2 separate regions of the Mus musculus genome follow, and region 2 is linked to region 1. The links are chromatin contacts, found by Hi-C or POLR2A ChIA-PET in ENCODE. All regions are on one chromosome and are shown on one strand. Each heading gives the region's core, a stretch centred on a gene start or an enhancer-like site at or near the end of the contact. The rest is flanking DNA. Distances are from core to core; before and after follow the strand shown. Region 1 holds the start of Rragd (Ras-related GTP binding D). Region 2 holds the start of 4933421O10Rik (RIKEN cDNA 4933421O10 gene).

Region 1 (7,708 bases), core at 4,421-6,920:
TATACAGAGAAACGCTGTCTCGAAAACAAACAAACAAAGAAACAAAAAGAATCTTTCAGCCCCCAGAATGGTCACAGCCACAGGTTGAGAACCTACTGGTTTAGGGGTTCTCCCTGGGGAAACAGGAAGTTCTCCTCTGCATGAACTCTGGCTCATGACAGTGAATCCTTTGAGGCCAGGCTATTCAACAAGACAAGATCCAAGTCAACTAGAACTACATAGTAAGACCTTGTCTCAAAAACTTGAGATTAAAAAAAATCCTATGCAGAAACAAAATCTTATATAAAATTCTCTCAATTCATACTAGGGGGAACTAACTAAAAAGGCATGATTGAATGTATAAATATTTAATATATATTATTCACCTATGTCTCTAATATGTTGTACTTTACCAATGTTTCCTATAAGGAGGAAGAGTTCTTAGGAACTTTTTAAAACTGCACGAGAGAAACTCGGGGCTGCTTTTCAGAAACCTCTTTTACACACTGAGAATACAAGTGCCAATCTTTCTCAGACCTATAAGGAGATTCGAATCAGCTTCTCGGAGTGGAAACCCTATCTGACTCACAGCAAAAGTGGGGGGGTGGGGGTGGGGGCTTGTTACCAAAAAACCTTATAAGGTTTAACAGAGGAGACAGAATTCTTCATTTTTTAATTTTTAAAGGGGTAGGTGACTGCGGCCATGAGTTTGAGCCCCACAATGTACTTACAGCATGATGCAATACTGTGCATCTGTATCCAATGGGCTACTTATGTGCAACAGGAGGCTGTGACTGAGAGCTCTGGAGGCTCCAGGGCCCAGCACTAACAAGTCATGCTGTCTTAAATAAGGAAGAGGGCAGGGACTGACTCGCAACAGTGTCTGGGAATGGCATGTGAGCTCTAGTGCACTTATTTTGTTTTTTGGTTCCTCGAGACAGGGTTTCTCTGTATAGTCCTGGCTGTCCTGGAACTCACTTTGTAGACAAGATGGCCTCGAACTCAGAAATCCGCCTGCCTCTGCCTCCCGAGTGCTGGGATTAAAGGCGTGCAGCACCACCGCCCGGCTCTAGTGCACTTATTAAAAAGAACAGACAGACAGACAGACAGACACACAGAAGAATAAAGAAGTAGAAACAAAGAAGAGGTGGCTTAGGAAGCCAAGCTGCCCTGCACAGCTGTGGGGATGGGGTAATACCTGGGACAGAGGCGCAGAAACCTTTGAAATTTCAAACTCAGAGCCTGGCACTATCTAGCACTTGCTTATGCTTCCCTGTGCTCCCGCTGCACTGCCCCATGCCTGTTCTAATAAAACAGGGGCCAAGAAGAGTTGAACTATTTTTGATAACAAGAGTAAATGGTGGAAAATGCTTCTTAAAAAAAAAAAAAAAAAACAGGGGCGATATCTAATAGAAGCACAGCCTGGGGTGTGGTTCAGGCCTTGAACTGGTGATCCTTGTGCCCCAGTCTTTGGGGCGCTGAGATTACAGGCTGGGATCACCACACCCTGCTTATTAATGACTAACAGGTGGGACTTGGTGGCTTCTGCAGCTGGATATCCTCTGGGGAGTGTCAGCAGCTCACCCAGTGGTGACTCTAGTCACAATGCAAACTGTCATTTCCTCGGATTCCAAGGAGCACAGGCCACTATAAAAACACAGACCAGATTCAGGGACACTGTGGTGAGTAGCCATCTTCAAGTTTCCCCTAAAAATTGAGCACTTTAGGGAAAACCTTTTACTTTCTGATTAAATGATGGCAACGGGACTATCTTTTAATTTCTTTGTCATTTTTTTTAGGCACAGTAATTTACTTTAGCAAATTTAAAGTCTAGGTGTCAAAAATTAATCATCATCTACATGTCAAAAATTAATTATTATGGGCTGGCGAGATGGCAAAGCGGTTAAGAGCACTGACTGCTCTTCCAGAGGTCCTGAGTTCAATTCCCAGTAACCACATGGTGGCTCACAACCATCTATGATGAGTTCCGAAGCCCTCTTCTGGCATGCAAATGTACATGCAGATAGTGCACTTACATACATAAAATAAATAAATGTTTAAAATAATTAATCGTAGTTTATAGCACAATTGTGGGTTTACATGGGGTGCTGATTGAAACCAGGAATAATTGGTCTGTAGGGTATGATAATGTGTATTTGCGTGTTGGTGTTATGCACATGTATCTGGGTGCCAGGTGAAGCTTGTATGCCTACCTCATTCTATCTTCCTCTTTCTGCTGAAGGAGCTGTCTGAACCTGAAGCTTACCAACTCGCTTGTAGTAAGCTTCAGGGTCCCTCTTGTCTTCCTTCCCTCCCCAGGGTTGAGATTACAGGCACATAGCCTCCAAAATGGATGCTGAGACTCTGAATTCAGGTCTTCATGCCTGCGTAGCCAGCACTTTACCCACTGTGCCCCGTGTCTCTGGTCCTTGTTTTTGTTTTTAATGGTTTAAAAACAAAGGACAAATGGTTGTCCCCTCAGGAGTTTTATCTGGGGGCAGCATCTAAAGATGAGACTCGCTTTACTGTCATCAACTTCATTCAGTGAAAAAAGGGTTAAGAAGTGGAGTCAGTCCTGATAGAAACTAAGCTGCTTTGAAAACACCCCTGCTGTTCATGAATATGGAGTGGGAGCCAAAGGAGACAGACAACATTTAAGTCTCACCTTAGTCGCACTACATTTTCAAGCTTCCTGGTAAAATTCACAGGGTGCTCAGGTTAAAAATGAGATTAGCAGCCTCTACACAACACAGAGTCGAGGGCCAGTGGGAACTGTACTTTCTCTTCAGTCCTGCACAGCTCCTGACAGATTGCCTTAACAAATGCCAGACAAATTGCTTGTCCTATCTTATCCCACTCCCAGCACCAGAGGTCACTGACCTAACGGGGAAAATTCCAGACCTCCATTAAATACAGACACTAAACATCATCTGTCAGGAAAGGGGAGGGGAGAAAGAGCTCACCCATCTCCATCCTTTCTCAGATTAAAGTCCCTGTTTTTCACACTACATCTCTTAAACTTGAGAACAGATAAATGCATACTTTACCAAAATTTAAATAGGAGTATGTACTACAGAAATGGATGGCTCGGCAGTTACAGCACTTGATGCTCTTCCTGAGCACCTATGTTGGATATCCATAAACTCCTCTAACTCCAGTTCCAGGAGATCTGACGCCCTCTTCTGGCTCTTCTGGGAACCTACATCCATGCAGCACACACTCAAACAAGCACACCCACACGAATGCACGCACATAAATCTTAAAACAAAACCAGCTAGCCTTCAGAAGGACACAAAGCAGGAAGTCTAAATTCTTGGCTTCCCCCCGTCCCAGTCCCAGATCCCTGGGAATGGAATCGGCAGATTGTTTCAGGAAGTGCTGGCTGTGGAAAGGCAGATTTTCTGATTGTTTCTGCTTCAAGGCCTAAACTGGAGAACAGAGACCAAAAGGGAAAGTGTTCAAAAGATAAAAGATCAGAGAAACTAACAGACCACCTGTGTAGCGCAAAAAGCAGAGCAAAGCTAGGCTTCTGCAGTGTTTGCCAGAGCAGAAATTAACATGCAAGATCCCTACCGCATGACTACACTGTATCCTTTTATAGCAAGATTCCAGGATTCTGCCTGATTCGGGAACTCCCAATGGGGCTGGGGGGTGGGCGGTTATTACCGAAGTCATCAAAACATAGCTGCAGGCAGGTTAGCCTTTAGATTAACTGCACTGCGAGCCTCCCATTCTGGGCTCTGGAAAAGCCTTTGTTTCAGGAATTCTTCCCCTCCGGCAGGGGTTTACTTCAAATCAAATTTCAAAAGAGCCCCCAGGCCCTCCAATAAAAAGACTACAGAAAATAGGTTCTGCCCCTTCCTTGCAAACTCTCTGGCCCCCAGGACAGTATCAAATAACTGGCTTTCCCCTCTAGAATAGGATCTTCTTTCTCTCTTTAAACTACCACAATAGGGAGCTACTGTGCACCTATCTTTGCAAATGCCTTGCCAATACAATCCCACTCAGCCTTTCCCTGGGCGGATCTACCAAATGCTATATAATAGTAAAGTACCTGAGCAATTTAATTTTTTTGGGAAAAAAAAAAAGTGGCTGAACGATCGACCGTGGGACTAATTAAGGGAAGTGCGGATGAGTGGAGCGCAGAGGTGCACACACAAGTTTAAATAACGGGGAGCCAGCACTAGTCCTCTCTGGAGAAAAGCCAGGAAATGAGGCGACTTGAAAAGCTGTTTTTCATCTGCCAGACTTAAGTCTTAGTTAACTGTATTCCCTTTCTGATTCACTGAAGTACCTGCCAGACGCAAAATCAAAACTGTCTTCCGAGAAAGGCTTTGTAGAGAGAATTTTAAGTTCCGTTCGATAGATTCTCAATAAAAGTTCTTAAAACTCCTGTCACGGGTACTTTCATTCCTCGGTTTCTTTAGTGTGAGACACTAAAGAGATTAATCCTTTCTCTGGGATATTTACAACTCGGAGAACGTTAACAGCCCCGTTCAACTGACCTTTTAAAGTGACCTTCCGCTTTTGTGGGGAAAAAAAATTTTTTTAAATTAAAGAAAAACATTCTGGAATCCTAAACTCAACTTCTTTGTTGTGTCCCGGGAATGAAATGCAAGCAGCCCCCAATCCGAAAGGCTAACTTCAGCTCCTTCGGCAACAACAAACAGTTGGCTTCAGCGGCCAAGGATTGCTCGCCAGGCGCCCACCCCCGGGTGCGACACGAGATGCATTCAGGGTGTCTGGGGACCTAGAACCCCGCGGTCTCCCGGGAGACGCGGATACCACCTGCAGCGCGGGCCCCGCCCCAGCGCCCCGGTCCCACGCCGCAGACCCTCCCGCGGCCACGGCGGGGAAGAATGACACGCGCAGCTGTGGGCGACCCAGCCGGCACGCTGCCGCCAGCTGCTTCTTTTAGCTCGACATCCGACCCTGCTCCCCGCCGCCGTCTGCAGCCCGGCCGCTCCCCTCCCCCACCGCAGCGCCCCGGACCCGCGCGTCCCGCATCCCCCCCACCCCCAACACACACACACACATCGCTCCCAGGGCGGGGACCGCGAGCGCTCGGCCGGTTGGCTCACCTCCCTCCTCCGGCCCGCTGTCCAGCTCGGCGTCCGAGGACTCGGGCCCATCCTCGTAGCCCGCCAGCCCCACCAGCTCATCCTCCTCCTCGTCCTCGCCGCCGTCCTCACCCTGCGGCTGCGGCTTGCCCAGCACTTGGCTCATCACGCCCACGCTTGCCTCCAAGGTCCCGCGTGGGCCGAGTGGCCCGCAGCGCCCTGGGGCCGCGCCTGGTGAGCAAGGGGGTGGCAGTGGAGCCCAGCCCCCTCCCTGCCGCTGCTGCCCGAGAAGCCAGCCGGAGCGCGGCAGTTCTCCCCGGGAGCGCGAGGGAGTGACTGCGTGACCCGAGTCACCTGACGCTTGTCACACACACACACACACACACACACACACACACACACACACACACACACGCAGCACCACCGGGCGCGCGCTCGCCGGCCGCAGCCACCGCTTGCTCGGCCACACACGTTCTCCCCCTAGAGAGAATTCGGGTGTCCAGAGCGCACTGGCCACCGCCCTCGGGGACTTCTGCTCGCTTTCTCTGCAAGCGTGGCCCGGGGACCACCCGGACCCTGCCGCCTGCTTTCTGCAGTGCCCCTGGCTTGTGCTGCGGTCTTCAGGCTTTCTACCCACACCCTACCCACCTCCACCCCACCCACCTCCACCCCACCCCAGTCTACCCCACCCCCACTAGGCTGCCCCTCAACTGTGCGGTACTCAGGCCCCACCCCCACCGCCACTCCAGCCTGCGGGAGCTGGGAGAAGTGCACAGTGGTGGGGTAGTTTCCATAGCAGCTGCCTCCTAAAGTGCCTTTTAGTTCAAAGGATTTCCCAGCAAGAATACTCCAAACTGTGGTCTACGTAGACATGTTTCCGGAGAAGTCACATGTCTCGTGATTTATATATAAACATGCTATACTAAATGATTCCTTTGCAACCTTCGGGAAAACCTAAAGTGTATAACGCCCTCGGGGCTTCTTATGCCCCAACTGCTATTGTCTCATTGGTGTAGTCCCACGTGTTTTAGGGCTTTTGTGGGAGGTGAGGGGCAGCTCTCAGATTGGAATAGAAGCGATGTGGGATGAGGAGGTGCTCTCCTCCTTCGCCAGCTGCTCAGCACAGTGTGAGCACCCTTTTCTGGGGTGGGGGGTGAGGGAGAGAAGAGGAGGGAGGGAGGGAGGGGGAGAGGGAGAGAGAGAGGGAGAGAGAGAGAGGGAGAGAGAGAGAGAGAGAGAGAGAGAGAGAGAGAGAGAGAGAGAGAGAGAGAGGAGAAAGTCACGTGCATAAACTTCCTTCAGTTAAACAGCGGGCCAGCAAGGTGATCCGGATCCTGCAGGTGCCAGCAGCTCAGCAGGTGGGGAGAAAGGCAGCTCAGCCTGGACACTTGCGGCCCGGGACAGGGCTTCCTAGGGGTCCTCGGAAAAATCTGGGTAGGAATAGGGTTACTAATCCGTGACGCATGTCCTGGATTTCTTCTAACTGGGTGGCTGCTTTCAACAGGAAAGCTTCTCCAAGGAGAGGCAGTAGAACTCTTGTCTGCATGGTCAAGGTCGTTCCTATGCCACATACAAAGATGTGAACTGAAAAAGGCTTTTGAGCGAAGAAACAGTTTTGCAGATATATAAGCAGCAGAATTTAGGGAGTACAGTCAAAGATTATCAGGTGGGAAGCTCACACCACCTCCAAATTTAGTGGGAGGAAGTGAAGGGAGCCAGTTCTGTAGAGCAGCCAGGTAGCAGCACCCCCACACCACCCCACATCCCCGCCCCCACCCTCCCCACCCTCTGGCCAAGCAGATAACAGAAGAGGGCCCTGGCTGCTTTCCTTCTTCCTATCTCTGTGTGGTCTCCTGGGAATGACTGCCATTGGTCCAACACACCCAGAAACCCGTGGGCAAAGGAAGACTGAAACCAAGTGGAGGCCAAAGGGTGGATGGAGAAAGCCGACTCTCGTTACTCTCCCCACCGGAAGGAAGCAGCCTTTTCTGACCCTCATGAGAACACCTTTACCACAGAGTTGGTAGACGTTTCAAATGAGCCATGACTCTCAGGTGCTCTCAGAACTCATTTCTCACTGGCGATTTTACTTCTATAGCGAAGAGAGTGGGCTTTGTGGCTCATCCGGTTGGTAGTTTTTGTCTCTCCAGCGCCTTGTCAAACCCCATGTGCTGGGCAGCAGCAACTTAATGAGATTGAGGGCAGCTTGAAATCCTTGAATCTCTGCAGGAAGCGGCCTGGGGAGGAAGGGACATTTCCCCAGAGTAGCTGTAAGGCTTTGCGGCTGTCCCAAAGCCAGCTTGCTAGTCTGTGGGGAGGTCTCTAAACTGGCCTATTTCAAGCATCAGAGAGGTCCTTGGGACACCAGGAGATGGCTGCCTAGCAACAGCTCAGATTCAAACATGACTACTGAGCAAGGATGTCTGGTGAACCCAGAGGGGGTCTTCCAGAGAGGACAGTTCACAACTCAACACCCTCACACACAGAAAAGATGAAAATGTCTGGTGATTCTCTAACATCAAGGAGAGAGTTACTATGTGTGTATATATCCATGTATGTATATATGTATTGGATTCGTGTGATTGTTTTTGCCTACGTGTATGTGTACCCCCTGAATGCAGTTCCCACAGAGACCAGAAGAGAGTGTCGAATCCTCTGGAACTGGAGTC
Region 2 (7,022 bases), core at 2,788-5,287, 48 kb before region 1:
GCTGTTTAATAGGTCATTGTCTTCCAAACATCAATTTATCTTATAAAGTCAGTATGTCAATATTATCAGTTGCAAAGACAAGGTGAATTTTAGGAGCCAGTGACCTAGAGATTCTTACCTGGGAACGCAAATGATATATACTCTCAACCACCTTGTCCTGTCCTCAGAATGAACATGTCAGCAAAAGTTTAAGAACTACTGTTTCTGTTTACAAAGACACCGCAAAGGTATTTACTTTAAAAATAAAAATAAAAAAAATTAAGGATGGGCCGGAGAGACGCTCAGTAGGTAGGCAACATGCTACCAAGCCTGACAACACGAGACACAACCTGAGTCCACATGATGAAAGGAGAGAACTGACTCCAGCGAGATGTCGTCTGATCTCTATACAGTGACACACACACACACACACACACACACACACAAAATAAATAAATGATAAGACCAAAACAAAACAAAGGGCTGGAGAGATGGCTCAGCAGTTAGGAGCACTGGCTACTCTTCTAGAAGACACAAGTTTGATTCCTAACACGTGGAGGATCTTAATCCAGTTCAAGGAGATCCAATGCCCTTTTCTGACATTAATGAGCGCCAGGCTCACACTAGTACACAGACATATTCAGGCAAAACATTCCTACACATAAAAATAAAGTAAAATAATTAAAACAAAATGAACAAACAATACACATTTGAAAAATGTTTAAGTGGAGAGAGAAAAAGAATAACTTCTTGCCTTAACAAGCTTATAGCAATTAGAAGACTTGAAAAAAAAATTGAAGACACTGTGACAGTACTGACCAGGTATGAATAAGTTAAGGACTACCTAGCCTAAGGGAGCTGAGAAGGCTGAACCTTAGAGAAGTTTAGGAAGTAATAGGAATTTCAGATGGGCTCAGTGGAAAGCATTCCAAACAGAGGATCCGATAGGGATGGAGACATACCATCTGGAGAGTGGGTCAGGAGGAAATGCAAAAGAGCCAAAGAGAGGCAGGGGAAGGAGCTGGCAAGGAAAGCAAGGGTTAAGTCTTGAGCAGCCCTGTCCAGCAAGCTAACCAACCTAACTCTGAGCTTTACTGTTGCTAAATGATTGCTGCTCAAACACTGTCAATTTGAGAAGAGATCTAGTGAGTGTTTGTTTAATGGATCTGTTTGATGACACAGTAACACCTTCACCACAGGGCAGAGGTAAAGGAGCTGACCAAGACTGAAGACTGTCTTGGCACCACTGTGAAAGGTGTCTCTGTGGGAGACCAGATGCCTAACACGTGAAGGGCAGCAGCTCCCTGGATGCTATAAATCCATGGGATATCTGAGGGAAATAGAGGAGTTTGAAGAAGGTTGGGATACCAAGGAATTTGGTTTTTACAACTCACAGAGACCTTTTCGATCTGTGGGAAATCTGTAAAAATGTTCAATCACATATTCTATGCAGACCAGTTGATATGGTCTGGGTTCACTGGAAAGTCTGATTAGTGTGAAGTTTCGGTTGATACCAACAGGATGAACAGGATAATTCCCAGGCTTCTGGTACGATGGAACAAAGTTACCATATGCAGGACACAACGGTTAACCATAGTCTGTATTGTGTCCTCCAAGATTTTCCCATCCTTATCTCTGAGATAACCCAACACTAGCAGACAGGAAATGAGATGTTTCGATTACTTCCTCTCACAGTCAGTAATCTACAAGTAACAAAGATTTGAGACTAAAACAAAGCAAGCATTATCACCAGACTTCTCGGCACTTTGGCAACTTCTAGAGTTCATTGAAACTACCTTCTCTACGAACTCAAAATCACCTACATCAACAGGGAAGACAGTTTAAAGCTTTTTAAAGAATAGCATCACCTAGAGAAGAGAATTTGTAAACAGATACAAGAGTCAACCGAAGTCCAACTTACTTTCAAAATTTATTAACTTACTAAGTAGATCAGACTGGATCTCACAGAGATCTGCCTACCTCTACCTCCCAAATGCAGGAATTAAAGGCACAAATCACCATACCCATCTAGAAATGTATTAAATTTCTAAAGTTGCTTAAATTTTATCATAATCTTGGGTACAATAGCCTATCAAGAAGGAGAAATTTGGGGCTGAAGTGAGGTCTCAGAAGTTAAGAGCACTGCCAGCTCTTCCAGAAGACCTTATAAACTGACCCAGATGGTAGCTTACAGCTGTCTATAACTCCAGTTCCAGGGGATCTTACATCCTCACACAGACATACATGCAAGGGAAAAAAATGCACATAAATAAAAAGATAGATAAAAGGAAGTTGTTAAAAAAAAAAAAAAGATTGAACAATTTCCTGACAACATTTCACACTGCATTATTCTCTGGACATCTGCCTAAGGACCTCTGCTGCTCTAGGTGTGACTAAGTACTGTACAATTTACTGCACAGTTTGATTTTAAAAGTCCAACAAATTTAGCTAGGTGGCAAACACCTTTAATGTCAGTTCTGGGAAGGCAGGGGCAGGAGGATCTCGGCCAGCTTGGTCTACAGAGTGAATTTCAGGACAGCCAGAGCTACACAGAGAAACTGTCTCAAAACAACAACAACAAAATTCCAACTAATTTAATCATTCTGGCATCAAAATGGTAAAATCCAGGCATTTCTACTTTCTCTGACCTTTTTTAACTCTTCAGGTTTTAAGTGATGGGCTGAAGACAGAGACATGTCCCATTAAAATTCAGCCATATAATTCTTACACAGGCGTGGTCAAATTTTAAACAAACACCGTAGAAATGACTAATTCTACATCTGGTCCCTAAGGCCACTTACTTATCAGCATTCAAGCTAACAACATTCTGTTCAGCCAATATTCTCTGGCTTTTCCTTTATATATTCTAAAAATTTAAAATATATATATATTTTTAAAAAGATTCACAATACCAACTCTTTCCCATAAAGATATCAGACTTAAGTCCAAACTAAGAAGCAGTGTGGGAAAGAAAACAAACGGTGACGAGAGTTCTAGTTCAATGATCATCAATACCCTGAGGCTTATTATTCAGAGCTAACAGGGAGGAGTTTTTTCCCCCTGACAAATTATCAAAGTACATTTTTTAGGCTCCAGTAATTTGTGCTACGTCTGCCTTAAAAGATATGACAACTGATAATGGGTTTTTTGTTTTTTGTTTTTGGCATTGTTTTTAGTGCACCAGAAAATAACTGGAGGCCAGGATTGTCTGAGGGCATTAACTGAAGGAAAGAAATTCAAAGTAGCAATCAACCCCCCCAAATCATGGTTAATTCCCAAGTGCACAGCTCAACTAGTTTAGCTACAGGACATATTTTTTTTTTCTACGTCTATAAATTCTCCCCCAAATACTGAAATTGGATATTTCAACCACAATAAAAATGGGATATTTCAAATGTGAGTCAAACACCTAACAAAAGTTCGTCGGCAGAGGCGGAGGGGACACGAAGGACGCAGATGCGGCCAGGGATGGTCAGTAGTGCGGACCGTCGTCGCCTTCGCACCTGCCCTTGGCTCGGCTGTCTCCTGCTTCGCTCCGCAGACACCGGGAGGAAGAGGCCAGGAGCGGAGGAGCGCCAGCGCATCGGGGGATCCGCAGCGGCCGCCCGCTCTGCGGCCTGCACCCCCGGACCGGCCGCGGCCTCGCGTAAAGCGCGAGCCCGGAGCAGCCGCGAGGGCCGGCGGACACGAGCGGGCCGAGGCGCCGCGCTCTGAGTCCCGGGTCCCCCGCCCGTCCGCCCGCCCGCCGCCCCAGCCCGGCTCACCCGGGCTCTTCAGGTTGTAGCGGGTCTCCATGGCGGACGTCCCCGCTGCCGCTCTCGTCGGCGCCGCAGCTGCCCGGGTCTCGCGCGGCGGACGCGCCTAGCGAGGGCCTCCGCTGACACCGCCCAGTCCAGCCCGACCGCGGGCGAGGTGCGTGCCGCGGGGTCCGCCTCCCTGAGGGCCGGCCGGGCGCCGGGGCGTCGCCGAACGGGGCGCCGGGCTGCGGACGGCCTGCGGGACTGACGTCCCGGCTGACGCGCCGCTGCGTCACCGCCGGCGCCGGGTCTGTGAAGTCGGCCTGACGTGGCGGGCGCTTCGTGGCGGTCGGTCACTCGGCAGCGGCGGTCCCGCGAATCCCGCCCGCCCGGCAGCCCTGGGGAGACGGGCGGCACCCTCGTCGTCCCCTCGGCCCAGCCCGGGAGACCGACTCGCCGCGGGCCCTTCAGGGGTTCCCGCGGAGCTCGCAGGGAGCTCGGAGGAACGGCGCAGCCCGGAGCGGCGGGCGGGCGAGCGCGGCCTGGGACTGCGGCGCCGTGATGTGCGCTTCTCCGAGCCCGCAGTTGGCCTCGGTGCGATGGACGGGAGTGGCCCCTAGCTCCGCGGTGCGGTTAGCTAAGGCAGCGTTTTTCGGGGTGCATCAGAACCTCCCAGAAATAAAACCAAGGGGTCGCCTGGAATGTTAATAAAAACGCATAAATGGGACAGGTCGGTCTGAAAGAGATGCGGTGCGTTTGTCTTTTCGGATCATGGAGGACAGAGAAAGTAAGGTTCTGGTTCGGACGGCTTACCGAGATAAAAGGGCCTCAAAAAAGGGAGGGAGCCAGCGGAGATTAGAGAAGGTTATAGGTGGAATGAAGATTAACCAATTAGACAGATTAGTGTTCTTGTTTAACATTGTCAAATGTGTTTGTGGGAATGTCAGTAATTTTTCCCAGCCGTCTGAAGGAGGAGGGAAAAAAAAAAGATTTAAGTGGCATCTTCTAAGCCATTAAAGGCGATGTTTTCTGAATAGTACGGTGATAATCTGAAGAATAGAGAAGCAAGCAAAACCGAGCTTCAATGTGCTTCTCCATTAAGCTTTCATTCTTTGTGTTCAGTCCTCAAATTTAGCATCCAGCAACCTGCGCTGCTCCGACCGGCCCCATGACCAGGCCTGCCGAGGGGGTGTAGTCGTTCCCATCCGCCCGCCAGCCAGACTCGGAAGGCACTTTGCCCTGAGGCTCTCCTCTTCCTCCCAACAATGGAGATAAGGATGTTTCTCTTTTATTTTATTCTTGAAGCCACATCACCTCGTCCTTGGGGGCTCTTCCTTAGGTAAAAGACAGCAACAAATCCGGCATTGAGTTATGGGCCCATGGCAAAGCTTAATTATAATCACTGCAAGAGAAAAGTCAACTCTTAATTTTTTTCTAAATATAAACATGTACAGAGAGGGTAAATATGATTTTTTTTTAAAAAAGGAGTAAATGCTAAAAGTTACTAATTGCTTGACTGTTAACTGGGTCGGAAAGATTAATTTTCCCAGAAATGTAGGTTTGTCAAAAGAATACTTTGTTTCTTCAGAACAAATTCCCTCCTAGAAGAAAGTAACAATTTTCAGCAAACAAAAAGATTCCATCCCAAATTAAAATTTGGAAGAATTTCATCTTATTTTTTATAATAATCCTGACGATAACTTTAAAAAATAAAAAACAAACTTAAACCAGTTTCTGGCGATGCTGCAAATAACAAAAGATGAAGTTCAAAACACTTCAGAGTCTTGACAGCTTTGAGCTACAATCCCCATGTGTTGTATGTGTTGTTCCCCGTTTCTCTAGACAAAGCCCTGTGAATGTGGTCCCCTTCCCCTTAGCGTTGACATCCTGATACAAGCTCTACTGGACGTTGAATGCTTGATCAATTCATTTACTCTTCATGAGTGTTGGCAGTGACACAGATTATTTTAATGGTTGAAGAAAATTGAAGTCTTGAAGAAATTGAGCAGTTCATTTAAGTTCTCTTATTTATTTTGAGTACAGTGCAGGTTCTTAGCTTCTTGGTATATTTTACTGCTACAGTCCAGGTGAGACGTTATAGACCACCACACATATATAAGGCCAAATTACAGTCCTTTATTAAGCCAGCAACCAAGAGCAGGCTCTTGCCCCCAAAGACTCTCTCTGCTCAGGGTATAGCATTTCTAAAGAGAAACCACAACGGCATCGCATCGTCGGGGTCAGGGGAGCTTGTTTGCATTTGTTTTGACTATACAACCAGCAAATATTTTGGTTATGTATCTGAGCCATGGAAAGTCCCAAATGTGCTGCCAAGGCGGATGTGAATGTTGTTGGGGTGGGGGGAGGGTGAAGGAGCTGGGAAAGTGCTCAAGCAGACACAAAATGGAGCCCGAGTAAGATCAGGACAAAATGGTGTTACTTTAGTCATTTCACTCCTTGTTACTTTTAGTGTTTCTTTTAGTTACTTTTCAAATGCTTGATGTCTCTGTTTGGATTCCTTAGTTTCCAATGCGTGCCCACTGGCTTCTAGCTTTGTAACCAGAGCAGAGCCGGAAAGCTGGTCCCTGAAGTCTCTGGAAGGCAAGGCTGGTCTGCGTGGACCTTTAGCGTCCCGGCCTCTTCCTTCTCAGGAAGTCTTCTTTACCTGGATTTGGTGGATCCAGGGGGTGACACCTCTTACTTAGTATTTAGATGACTGTCCATAGTCTATCCATAGCCGACTAGCCCAGTGGCAGAGTCTCTGACTTACATTATCTGAACTCTTGGGAGCCAGGTGTGATGGCATATGCCTTTAATCCCGGTACCCGGAAGTTGGAGCCAACCTGGTCTACAAAGTCTACAGATCAAGTTCCAGGGCGACACAGAGAAACCCTGCCTCAATTAAAAACAAGGAGAAGGGCGTTCTCTTTTTACAGAACTAGCTAACTACCACTCAGCCATGGAATTAGCTTTTCCTCCTAAGAGGGGGAGAATGGGTAGCTATCAGGATGGCAGGTCCCATACCAGTGGGGATGGCAGGTCCCATAAGTACGAGGTTGACCCTGTTCGCACAACTCAGATGTTTGACAAACTCCCCTTTGTTTGAGAAGTTGCTATTTGTCTCTGTGTTGTCTGAGACCTTATCATACATGGCCTGCCCTAAGGGCTCAGGGAGCACTTTAGGAGGAGGACCGGGTATTAACTAGGTTCTGGCTCTCATAAATGGGAACTGAGCAATGGGGTAAGAAGGGTTGAGATCAGACTCTGAGTGTCAGAGAGTCTGGGAGAAGTAGAGAAGAAGGCTGG

The links. A loop is a pair of places that touch in the nucleus more often than their neighbours do. ChIA-PET counts read pairs that join two places held with the same protein, here RNA polymerase II (POLR2A).
Region 2: a map of left cerebral cortex shows a loop between it and region 1 (2.9-fold over the local background). The contact joins the promoter of 4933421O10Rik here to the promoter of Rragd in region 1. A Hi-C loop is called at or near these places in 2 of 37 maps with a recorded cell type or tissue (left cerebral cortex and v-Abl transformed pro-B cells). POLR2A ChIA-PET finds 5 or more read pairs at or near these places in 1 of 5 experiments (embryonic stem cell).

The regions. Positions count from the first base shown.
Region 1 is chr4:32,980,960-32,988,667 of GRCm38, reverse strand. It overlaps Rragd (Ras-related GTP binding D), which reads right to left and starts at 5,670. Exons shown (of 7, transcript NM_027491.2): 1 at 5,061-5,670. The coding sequence starts at 5,205.
Region 2 is chr4:33,028,338-33,035,359 of GRCm38, reverse strand. 4933421O10Rik (RIKEN cDNA 4933421O10 gene) reads left to right here and starts at 4,037. Exons shown (of 2, transcript NR_036602.1): 1 at 4,037-4,503; 2 at 4,839-7,022. It overlaps Ube2j1 (ubiquitin-conjugating enzyme E2J 1), which reads right to left and starts at 3,980. Exons shown (of 8, transcript NM_019586.4): 1 at 3,744-3,980. The coding sequence starts at 3,774.